Regions from separate parts of the Mus musculus genome. Here regions 2 and 3 are each linked to region 1. The links are chromatin loops, found by intact Hi-C in ENCODE. Cell type or tissue: left cerebral cortex. All regions are shown on one strand.

Region 1 (4,000 bases):
AAGAAAACGAAGCAGTTAATGCTAGTTATCAGTGCAAGTACTTTACATGAAATGGTGCATAAGCTACTGAGATGCTTGATTGTGATTAGAGTTTCTGATTTTCTACAGTTGGACTTGAATTATGGATCTAGAGAAAAATGTGGACACTGAATTAGCCTGCTTAATTTATTGATGTGGAAAGAGGTAGTGAAGGATTTGTTTGCTTGTTCAAGGTTAGATATGAGGTTGTAGGTTTAGTCCAGAAACTTTAAGCTAGGAAGGATTATTAGGTCTTCCATGAGGGGGAAAAAAACAAAACACATAGATATATAAATATGTAGTATGCGTATGTGTGTGCATGTGTGTGGTTAAGTTACTGCCTCTTTTCCAGATACAGAAAATGACACCAAGAATGCATGAAACAGCATGCAAGAGTGTGCCTTGCATGCACACTTTTATGCCTAATTGTTTCTTTAAAAAATGGCAGCTTGGACTATTTGGAATTATTTTGGTAGAATAAATTTAGGGAGAGAGGCTTAACATTTCAGAAACCATTAGATTAGAATGTACCATCTGAACAATAGTATCCTAGTATAGAACTTTTTGAAATCACAATGTGAACATTAAGACTTTAAAAAAATAGATACATTTAGTATGTTTTCATAAGTATCATGCTATTTTATTTATTGTTTTGGTAGGGAATGTATGGGACAGAGGCTAGTTACCCAACTAGCTTCAGAAGAAGGGAGGAAGATTGTCAGATGTTTTCTTATAAGCAATTTTCTTTACCTATGGAGGAAAAAATGATGGTCTGGATCTAGGAAATCATCCTGAGAATGGGTTTAACATTAAAAGATAAATGTTAGAAGTTTTTTTCACAGTGATTAAAGTGACGATTTGTTTGTCTTTTGTCTACAAACATAATACTGATGTTTCCCCTTCCTTGTCATCCCTATGTGCTACAAAATTTTCTTCAGACTCTCAGTAGAATACTTCAAAAAGCTACTGTTCATTGACTGGAAACCAAAAGTGCTGCCCATTTGGTACTTTGTCTACAAGCAGTGTTCGTTTGTTTTGGTCATAATTTAGTTAAGATATTCCTGTGCTTCAATGAACTCCTCTTTTGAAAATTGAAAATAGCCATGCAATACTTTTTTATTACTTTTATTTTTCTACAGTCATTACCCTCCTCCAGGTCTGCCCTTCCACAGTTCCTCATCCCATTCGTCCTCCCCACTGTCTCCAAGAGGATCCCTGGCCCTGCTCCCCAACCCCCAGGCTTGCATATTCCCATTCATTCTGCTGGCCCCCAGGGCTTTTCTCCTGCTCCCCCCTCCAATACCTGATCATGTTCCCCTTTTTCCCTCCCTTCCCCTCACCCACCCAGGTTCCTCCCTCCCTCTGCCTCCCATGATTGCTTTCTTCTGCCTCCCATGATTGCTTTCTTCTGCCTCCCATGAGTTAAGTGGAGAGGAAAGCACACAAAACACCCATCTAACAAATCAAACAAAGGCAGGTCAGCCAGTCTCTTGGCAATGCTTTAAGAGGGAGTTGCTGCTCACACAACCTGTGGGCCAGATGCATCCCAGAATGAATTTCTTTATTTAAGTGTTTGGAAAAAATATCAAGGATAATAGTTTGTGAGATGTTAAAAATGACAAAAAGTTTAGTTTTTCATCTGCATAAATAAAGTTTTATTGGAATACAAACTCTGTTCATTCATTTAGTGTCTATGGATACTTTCGTACTTCCCAAGCAGAGTAGTTGCTTGTGCAGACCATATGGCCTGCACAGCCTAAAATACATACTGTCTGGACCTTTACAGAACGCTTGCCATCCCTGTTTTAAGATAAGAGTGTGGGCAGTACATGCTTTTAGAATTTTTAGTACAAGAGAAACTTGGTTTGCTCGTGTTTTGAAGAAGTTTCTGAAAAGAAATAACTTAGAAAATGTTGCTGATGTGTCCAGATAAATAGTAGTAGCAGACCTTCTCTAGAATACAGATGCCATAGCTATCATATAGTTTGCACTATGTCATTTCATGACAGCATTTCTGCACATAGACACTACAAACTCATAATTACATCTCTGTTAGTACATTCTGTTAGTACATTGTAGAACAGCTGTTCCCAAGACTTACTTAGGTTCTTAGAGTTAAGAAACTTGTGTTAGTTTGTTGTTGCTAGGACAACATACCAGCCGTCAATGACTTAAAAGATTTATGCTGCTGGATCCCTGTTTTCTTGTCTCAGACACTTGTTGGTTGGTTTCATTGCTGTGGACCTTAGTATAGACGTGAACCTTATGAATGGGACTGTGCAGTCTAGCCACACAGTTCATGGCAGACAAGAAGCAGAGTGAGAGAAGAGCTGGGGAGAAGGGGTTGTGTCCCAAGTGACCTATTTCACTAGGCCCCCAGGGATCTTGTAAAATACCACACTGTAGGGCACTAACATGGGATTAACTCATTGGTTGTATCAGAGACCTCAGTGTCTAGTCACCTCCCAATAATGCCACATCTGGGGACCAAATCTTCAACACATGAGCCTTTTGGGCAGATATTTCCTGGCCATAGCACAACTACTCTGAGAGTTTTTTTTCTTTTAAATGCAGATTGTATGTTTTCCATGTTAGAAATGAGGACATTTTCAAATGGCAGTTTGTTAAATGGCAGGTGTCCATTCTACATTAGTAAAAGAAATCTTTATGAAAAATATTTTCTGAATCAAAAAGAAATGTGATGTTTTTGTAACTTTCATGATCTTTAGGTAGAAAACAATAGGATTCCTTATCTATCTTTTTTTTATTTAGCTACCAATATATGTTACTTTGATTGTTGTATTATTTTGGTCTATCCATACACAATTAACTAGTTAGAAAAGAGAAAATATTTTAATAATTTATTTAGAGACTTACATCTTTTATATGATACCAAAATTCACAAAGTAGCCTCATTTTAAAAAAAAAAAATCAGTTGATCCTTCTCAGCTTGAGTGTTTTTTTACACATGAATGCTTTGTAACATTACATTAATTCTTTTATAAAATAATGATTCTCTGAATTATGTGGATCTTCTGGTTATTGGCTCATTTCATTATTCAGAATTTAAAGGCTACTTTTGTTACTATTACCACTGATACCATTGTCACATGTTATCCTAATGCTAGTAGTTGCAAATCTTTCCTCACAAATCCTGTTTTTACCAACAGATTCCAATTTTACCACTGGCAATGCATATTAATATAAATTGCTTTACTGGAGTTAACAGACTCACTTTTGAGAGCATGTCTGCCAGATTTGAAAGTCTCCATGGCCCTGGTTTGTTTAGTCTACAAAGTTGAAGGTGCTACAGCCAAACTATACAGAGAATTGTGTTTTCTTAGGTTGCATTATGTCACACAAAATATTAAAAAGGAGGTCTAACCATGGAAGGGTTGAAAGGTAATAAAATTAACAATTTTTGCTACTTTTTGTATGTTTAAATGAAACTGACATTTTCAAGAGAAATTTTGTGATATATGTAGGCAATTTAGATTACTGTGGTTATTTTTATGCCTAAAGCATGGCCATTCAAATGCAAAGTTGCAGCATTAGGGAATAGAGCTTTGGACATTGCAAGAGTACCTTAAGTAGCTTCCTGCTTCAGATCCTTGACCTTAGGAGTATATATTTACATTAAGTTTTCTGTTACCTTACAGGTGCTATACTTGGCAGATCAGAAACTCAGGAGTGTCTTTTCTTTAATGCTAATTGGGAAAGAGACAGAACCAACCAGACTGGTGTTGAACCTTGCTATGGTGATAAAGATAAACGGCGACATTGTTTTGCTACCTGGAAGAATATTTCTGGTTCCATTGAAATAGTGAAGCAAGGTTGTTGGCTGGATGATATCAACTGCTATGACAGGTAAGAATGTATTTAATTTTTATGATGGAGTTCAGTGACTTTCCTTCTCTCTGTCCTGCCTTGAAAAGGAAAGAAAGATCAATGCATGGATTTTCAAGTATTTCTTGCTGTTTTG
Region 2 (4,000 bases), 55 kb before region 1:
AGAAATTTGTCAAACATAAGTAATATGGAGGAAAAAGGGCAGCCTTAATAATTTCAGCTATTTCTATCTTCAGTGTGAGCTTTGGAACTGTAGTGGGGATTAATAACACTATCTTTTAAAGCCACTATTTCTGGATTTTTTTTTTTTTAAAGTACATTCTGGGCTCTGGGTGGAGCTCATTTGCTTGCTAAGTATGCATGGGGTTCTAGGTTGGATCCCCAGGACCACATAAATACAACTCAGTAGTGCATGTCAGTAATTGCAGCAATTACAAAGTAGAGGCAGGAGGATCAGAAGTTCAAGGTCATCTTAGGCTCTCTAGGGAGTTCGAAGCTACCTTGAGCTCCACAAGAGCCCATCCCGGTGCCTCCCAGAAGCACATTTAAGAACAGAATGCATAGCTGTTATGACTGGTTGTCACTAATTTCTCCCAGGGGTTTACTTTAACTCTTTGTTAGCAAAGAATGCTCTTATTCAGAATTATTCTTGAAGTTCTTCTTCATTACTTTAGAAAATAATTTTACGTTCACTCATATGTCAGACTAGGAGGTGAGAGGAAACTAATATGCAACTCTTGTTGCTTCACTTGCTCTGTTTTTAGCGATGAAGAAACATCGAGACGATGTAGTGACAAGACAACAGTAGGGCCTGATCCATCCCTGGGAGAAAGGAGGGTAGATGGTTCTAAAGTAAACACACTCTTCCATTTTAAGACTGTTAGTGGCAACTCTTCGTTTCTGTCCAGCCTAAACTGTTTGCAGAACTACATTCGATTTACTGAGGCATCCTGAAGACCAGTTTGGGATTTTGTTGCATAATACCATCAATTCTGAGCAGGGCTTGAGAACTGGAAATCTTGGAGAGAGTTTAAAGAGCCACAATGATTATTAACCCTGACAAGTAGTAGAAATAGGCAGATAATTATAGGATGTACTTAATAGACAGAAATATAGAGCAGTTTATAGGAAGAGAAAAAGAAAACAAATACAAGTGAGTTTGTGGAAAAATGTGGGGATCAGTGTACACTAAAACATTAATTACCCATCCCACAGTTGCTTCCTTTTTTTCTTGAAAATGTCTCCAAACACAGAGGTTACTACTGTATTAAGAAAAAAGGGCAAACTTCTAGGTATTTACCTATCTACTGAGGAAGCATTCCTGTCAAAACCTTCAGAATGCTGGAATAAAGTGGAAAACAAGATCTCCCCCTTTATTATACCAAATTGTGCTAAATGGCAGACGAACTGACTCTAGCAATCATCCTTTGCACGCTATAGCCAACTTCGAATATCCCAAATAGCCGAGCTTCTGGAGGTAGGGCTCACATTTTTACATTCTGTATGTTTCGGTGCTTAACTGAACACCCGATCAACAGTTCAACATGGCTTACGGGGTAAAAACAGGTCTTACAAGAGGCTAAGAATTGATAACACCACCGTCTCTGACGGTCCAATACACTGAAATCTGCGATTTTCACTTCAAGCCTAATACAGACTTTCACGCCAACTAGGAGCAAACCTGTTTGCAACACAATGCTTTGTGTATACAAGGTGTGGTGGATAGGATCCGAACCTCACATCGAGCTATCTGGCGAGGGTGTCCTGACCTGGCGGACAGCCCTTCCTGCCTTTATTTTTTAGCCCAAAGACAAACGTGGGGAGGCCTCGGCGGCGGGGGCGCGGCCGGCTCGCGAGCACCGAGCTCGCTCGGGCAGCAGCGGGTGCGGCTCCCGCCCACTCGGAGCAAGTCGGCGCGGCCTCGGCGTCCCCCAGAGGAAAGGCTGGGCGCCGCAGTCGGCCTTAGCATCGCCCATCCCGCTCGGGCGCCGCGGCTCTCGCGCCCGGGCGGGCACCGCACTGGGCACACCGGGCGTCTCGGGGCCGCGGCGGGCACCCGCAGGGCCCGCCGTCCCGTCTGCTCGGTCTCGGTTCCCGCAGCCTCGCGAGCGCGCTCCGGATCCGGCCCCGCCCCTCCGGCTCGCCCCGCCTCCCGGACAATCTCCTCGCGCTCGCCGCCCGGCACGCGCGCTGCGCCCGGCCGCCGCTCCCGCCGCCGCCGCCACCGCCGCCGCGGAGCGTTTCTCCGCCGCGCCTGGCTTCCAGCTTCAGGACGGAACCGGAAGTGTAGGGGGCGGGGCCGGCGGAGGCCAGGAGACCGAAAACGCGGCCGAGCCGGGAGCCGGGAGCCGGAGCCACAGCCTGGACCAGAACTTGGCCGCCGCCTGCGCCACCGTCTCTCCCGTCGCCGTCTCCCGCGGCCGCCTCGCACCGCCACCGCCGCGAGCTCGGCTACTGTGGTCCGCGGACTTTGGGTGTCCGGGTTGAAGGTCGGTCCGGACGTCGGAGCAGCTCGGCTCCCGGACCGTCCGGGCGGCTGCGGGCGCCGCCGCCGCCGCCTCGTCGCCTCAGCCAGGCGTTTTGTTCGCTGAGACGCGAGAGGCGAGCGGAGCTGACAGTGATTTTGACAGTGATTCCAACCCGCTTTTGTTGTTGTTGGCTTTTCGTTGTTTGGTTTGGTGTGTTGTGCGTGTATGTGGCGGTTTTTCCCCCGTGGTACATTTTTTTAAATTGTTGTGCCTTTTTTTTAAATCCTTTTTTTTTCAACCCTGTGAACGTTTTTTGCTTCCCCCTCCCCCCCGCCTCGGGGCTTCCGAATATGTTTTATGACGGTTGATTTTACACCAGGAGGTTTGTCTCCGAGGAAGACCCAGGGAACTGGATATCTAGCGAGAACTTCCTACGGCTTCTCCGGCGCCTCGGGAAAATGGGAGCTGCTGCAAAGTTGGCGTTCGCCGTCTTTCTTATCTCTTGCTCTTCAGGTAGGTGGAGGAGCCGGCGCGGCGGGGCTGTGGCCGGGTGCCGGGTGCCGTCTGCTGGGCAGTTCTCGGGCCGAGGCTTTTCCCGCGCCTAAACCCGCAGCCCCGATCATCTCGAAATCTCCATGAATTCCACTTGTTTTGGGTTGGTGTGGCGAACTGATAGGTTGAGTGCTGTGTTGTTGTGCAAGTGAGAAAGTCATGGTTTGTGGCCATAACACTCGATGACAGCGCTGGTTGGGTTGCTGTTCAAGCCGCAAATACCACAAGTGAAAATTTATGTAAAGGTTTGAGACCCAGAAGGAGGTATTCCAAAATGTCATTTAGCCTAAGCTGTTCCAAAACAAGGACCGGTTTTGGTCGTCATCTAATTAGTGCTTCACCGGTGAATATCGAGACATAGATCAAGTGAGCTGGTGTTTAATTTTGACTGTGAGAAACAATGCATCCTATCAGCGATTTAATCTAGGTCTCCTCTCACGTCTTCTCCAACTACATTGTCCAGTAGTGTTAAAAATAGTTTTAGTTGCCGGAGTATTAACCCTAACCCAGTGCAGAAGAGGTATGCTGCTGTGTGTTGGTGGTGTGTGCTGGCTTTCACCCACCATTTGGGTGCTCTTTTCAGGCGTAGATTCTGCTTACCTACGGAATACTTATTTTAAACGCTTTGCACCGACACGTTGTTTTCAGTTAAGAACAGGCCATGTGAAATTGTGTTCATGTTAAATATGCTGTTCTTGTGAGATGTATTTCTTTTTCTTTTCTTTTCTTTTAACTCAAGGTTAGGAGAATACTCTGGCCATTTTATATCTGAAAAATTTGATTATGTGAAGATGTTGTATGGTTGCAACCAGTGGTTGGAAAAACTAGGCTTTTGTATTGAAATTCTGGAAATGCATACATACATCTAGCTGAAAGGTGTGCAAATGCACTTAACCGGAGAGTTAGTTGGAGGGATGAAAGAGTTTAAAAGTCACAGTGAATGCATTCATTATAAAAATTCAGTGTATACTTCCTAGGTTGTGGCAAACAGGAGGGGTGGGGGACAAATTGACAGGTTTCATGGTTGTGTCATTCCCTCGTATGTCACAGGGAAATTAGAAGGTGGTAGTCTTTTCTTTGTGTACCTCTCTGTTGTGTGTGTGTCCATCTTCCCTACCCCACCCCCCTTTTAATAGAATCCTT
Region 3 (4,000 bases), 140 kb before region 1:
TCAATATAGAAAGAGTTTAAATGGCTAGTCGTGTTGTGTTCACAGTCAGAAGAAGGCAATAAAGATGTGAGTTCTCATAATTGACTCACTTTCTCCACTCTAATACAGCCCAGCATCCCTGCTTAGGGAATGGTGCCACTTACAGTGGGTGGAACTTCCTATCTCAATTAGTGCTGTGGCGATTTAATTGACAATGAGGGGCTGGAGAGATGGCTCAGTGGTTAAGAACATTGACTACTCTTCCAGAGGTCCTGAGTTCAATTCCCAGCAACCACATGGTGGCTCACAGCCATCTGCAATGGGATCTGATGCCCTCTTTAGGTATGTCTGAAGACAGCTACAGTGTATTCATATAAATAAATCTTTAAGGAAAAAAAATGACTTCATGAAATAAAGACTTGCCTTAATTGACAATGAGACTCCCACCATTCGTTCATATATTTGAATGCTTGTCCCTAGTCAGTAGAACTGTTTTGGGATGGATTAGTGCGATGTCCTTTTTGGAGTAAGTATGTCACTAGAGGGTTGGGCTTGGAGGTTTCAAAAATCCACACCAGACTTAGGCATTTCTCAGTCTCTTCCTCCAACTTACAGATAAGATATAGTCTCTCAGCTACTACTCTAGCAACATATCTGCCTGTCTGCTGCCATGTATTATCCCCCTGCAATGATGGTCATGGACTTCTTTGGTACCAACTGTGTGATTAGTTCGGTTTCAGTTGCTGTGACCAAAATATCTGAAGAAACAACTTACAGAAAGAATCGTTTGGTATAGTATTTACTTTTCTCATTGCTGTAAAAGATACCTGACAAGAAGCTAGTTAAAGGAAAGGCTTATGTGGATTAAACTTCCAAGGGCTAGAGTCTATCATGGCAAGGGAAGTATAGGAATAGGAGGGGGTGGCTGCTCACATCATATCCACAGTCAGGGGACACTGCTATGGGCCTTACTTTCACCTTTTTATTCAGTCCTGGACCTCAGCCCATGGAATGGTGGTACCCACATTTACAGGTAGGACTCCCTACCTCAATTAACCTAACCTAAAAATTCCTTAAAGACATGTTCAGGGGTTAGTTTTCACAGTCTCAGAGGTCTCCGTTTATAAAAGACTAATTGCATTACTTTGCTGCTGAGGTAAGGCTGAATAACAAGACAGTAGGTGTGAGTTGGAGACGAGGTTGTTCACCTCATGGTAGACAGGAAGCAGATATTCGACCCTGGGACAAGATAAACACTTTTAAGAATTTGCCTCCAGTGACCTTTCCCTGAAGTTTTTATAATATCCCTAAAAAGTGTCTCAAGCTGGGCACCAAGCCATCAGAGCGTGACCCTTTGAAGAACACTAAATGACCAAGCTGTAACAATGGGCAAAGGCATGGAGGACGAAAAGCATAGGCTTTGTAAAAGATTGATACTCTACTTGGAGTAGTAACCTACAGAGACCATGGTGGCTTAGCTTGTGAAAAGCCTGCTTAGAAGCCGGTTGGACTCAAATGATAACAAGCAGGTTCTGTTTTGTGTTTAGACTCGTTTATAGGTACCACTGACCTATTGAAAAGTTTGATGATCTTAAAACATTGTAATTAAGTGTGAAAAACAGCAATTAGGAGGGATCCTATTTGATGGCGGCTAGCAAACATTATCTCAGTGTGAGAAAGTATTAGGAAAGAGCTAGTACAATGTTTGAAAAGCAACTAATTAAATGACTACATTCTGACCAGAGGGGTCACAGTCGGCGCTAGGTCACGAAAGTTTACAAACTCAGTTTCCTCAGTGTAACCCTGGCCACCAGTCACCCTAGGAGAAATGATAAAGTAGGGAGGAAAATGAAGGGATCGTTATTTTAGTAACAGGCAAATCTGAGTTCATATTGTTTACTGAGCACTGGGCCAGAACTCTTTACAATAACAGTCCGGGGTGTGCCCCTGTGATCCCAGGCTCACTGCAAAGGAGGCTAGATAGAATATAAATTCTTGCAATCAGTCTTTCCCAGGGATCAGTGAGATCATCACTTTTCAGATAACCAGCTCACTGGTGACAGTCTCCTTTCTTTCATACCATCATACATAAACACTGACAAAAGTCCCCCAGTTTGCTTTCCCTACCTTTCATTAGAACTGCTAGTCACGAACAGACTTCTGTCTCCAAGATCACAGTTTCTTTTACATTAGTTACATTTCATGGGGCTTGTTTCCCGGCACTTCTGTCTCTTCAGTAAACTCTCTTCTCTAAATCAGAGTGTAGGATGGGTTATTTCTAGGAAAAGCTCCTCAAATAAACTGATTCCACCCACTGTGCATTCATTCTGGTATCTTGTTCCTGCGTTCTGGAGCACTTTTGGAACCTGAAGCTCACAATCTGTAATTGCTTACTTAAACTCTCTCCATGTGAGGGGACAGCGACTGTGAAACAGAAAGCAAGAGAAAGACTTCGTGGCCGTTATCAATCTCGACTGGAGAAGTAGACTTAACTCGCCCACATTCCTACTCACAAAACACTGCTGAAAGTGAGTAAGCTGTGTGCTTCCCAGCCCCATTAGGAAGGAATGCAGGAGAATAAGCTCTGGGGTGGAGCCAAATTGTTCCATGGAAGTTCTTTAAGGATAGGAAGTACTTTTAATTGTTTTGCACACTCTGAAAATGAAGACCCATCTGAATTACTGAATAAATCAGCACTTTTGTAGCGAATCAAAGGTTGATGGAGGAAAATAGTGAAAATCAATTATGAATGGTGTGCACTTGCTCTCGCCACGTGAGTGAAAGTTTGTGAGAAGGTAAACGGAAACCTGGGTTGAGCTGAATTTTACAGATTTAATAGTCTGCTTTTCATAACGCATATGAAAAATCCCTTTAATAATAAATCTGATTATTTAATTCAACCACTCTGACTACTATGAGCTTGTGCTCTCAGCTAAGAGGCAAAAAATGTATGCATTTCCTCCCCCTCACTCCTCCTGCTTGAGTCCCTGTCTTTTCCACTTTTGTTAAATGGTATGGCAACCGAATAATTGTCCGAGAAAAGATGCTCAAGTACCCAAGAACTATAAAGACTGTTGTTCTGTTGAAAAGGGAGCTTTATAAATGTTCTTAAGCTAAGGGTCCTCTGGAAAGTTCAAACCATAGATTCATCAGGCTTTGTAAGAGACTGGGTAGCAGGAGACATTGTGATGCCTCCAAGAAACACCAGTGAATCCGTGAGTTCACATACATGCCACTGGAAGTTGGTCCAGGAAAAAAAAATTCTCCCCCAGAATGAACCTCCAGCAAAAATGCAGCTTGTCAAATCTTAACTCCTTAACTTTGATCTTCTGCCCACTAGTGTGTGTGTGTGTGTGTGTGTGTGTGTGTGTGTGTGTGTGTGTTCGTGTGAGAAAGAAAAAGGAAAGAGATAAGACAGAGAGAGAGACAGTCAGAGATGAGATTTTAAACTATGAGATTTGTGGTAATTGGTCACAGCATCATAAGATCCTGATTTAAATGGCAACGCCCTCCTCGTCTAGCATGAACCTTAATTTACATCTTTTCTTTGACCAATAATCCTTTCTTTAGCACTGATTTTGAATTATATACAAATAGAGCAGGAGAGATGGATCAGTGGTTAAGAGTACATATTGCTCTTTCAGTGGACCAGAGTTCAGTTTTCAGTAAGCATATGAGGTGGCTCATAACAGCCTGTAACTTTAGTTCCAGGGGATCTGGCATCCTCTTCTGGATTCTACAGGCACCTGTACACACACACACACACACACACACACACACACACACACACATACACACACACACACAAAATAAAAATAAAGTAAAAGTAAATATACATATCTAGAATCTGAGCACTTTCCCCCTGTTTTGCACTCCTACTGATCCAATCCATGATGCAAACTAAGAGTCTCTCTTTGTAGAGTCTCTGCAATTCCACCATGATCCTTGTTGACTACTCTCCATACATATAAAGACTGACACTTTCAAAACTTGTTACATCAGTGAAAAACACTATAATTCT

Evidence for each region. Hi-C counts contacts between places; a loop is a spot of excess contacts. Peaks named below come from ENCODE experiments on the same cell type or tissue, not always from the same donor. Only the 100,000 strongest peaks of a DNase experiment are listed, where the experiment ranks them.
Region 2: it touches region 1 in a loop (2.6-fold over the local background); 5 of 42 quality-filtered maps call a loop at or near these places.
Region 3: it touches region 1 in a loop (2.1-fold over the local background); 2 of 42 quality-filtered maps call a loop at or near these places.

Annotation. Positions count from the first base shown.
Region 1 is chr2:48,866,612-48,870,611 of GRCm38, forward strand. It overlaps Acvr2a (activin receptor IIA), which reads left to right. Exons shown (of 11, transcript NM_007396.4): 2 at 3,678-3,885. Among named protein-coding and RNA genes, the nearest start is that of Acvr2a, 55 kb to the left of the region's middle. In left cerebral cortex, no CTCF peak of the experiment used is centred here; DNase peaks (open chromatin) are centred at 1,811 and 2,078.
Region 2 is chr2:48,812,009-48,816,008 of GRCm38, forward strand. Acvr2a (activin receptor IIA) reads left to right here and starts at 2,101. Exons shown (of 11, transcript NM_007396.4): 1 at 2,101-2,818. The coding sequence starts at 2,764. In left cerebral cortex, a CTCF peak has its summit at 1,766; DNase peaks (open chromatin) are centred at 1,744, 2,106, 2,919, 3,359 and 1 more place; H3K4me3 peaks cover 3,035 bases; H3K27ac peaks cover 2,891 bases.
Region 3 is chr2:48,728,665-48,732,664 of GRCm38, forward strand. No RefSeq gene overlaps it. Among named protein-coding and RNA genes, the nearest start is that of Gm31324, 63 kb to the right of the region's middle. In left cerebral cortex, no CTCF peak of the experiment used is centred here; DNase peaks (open chromatin) are centred at 2,334 and 3,008; H3K4me3 peaks cover 392 bases.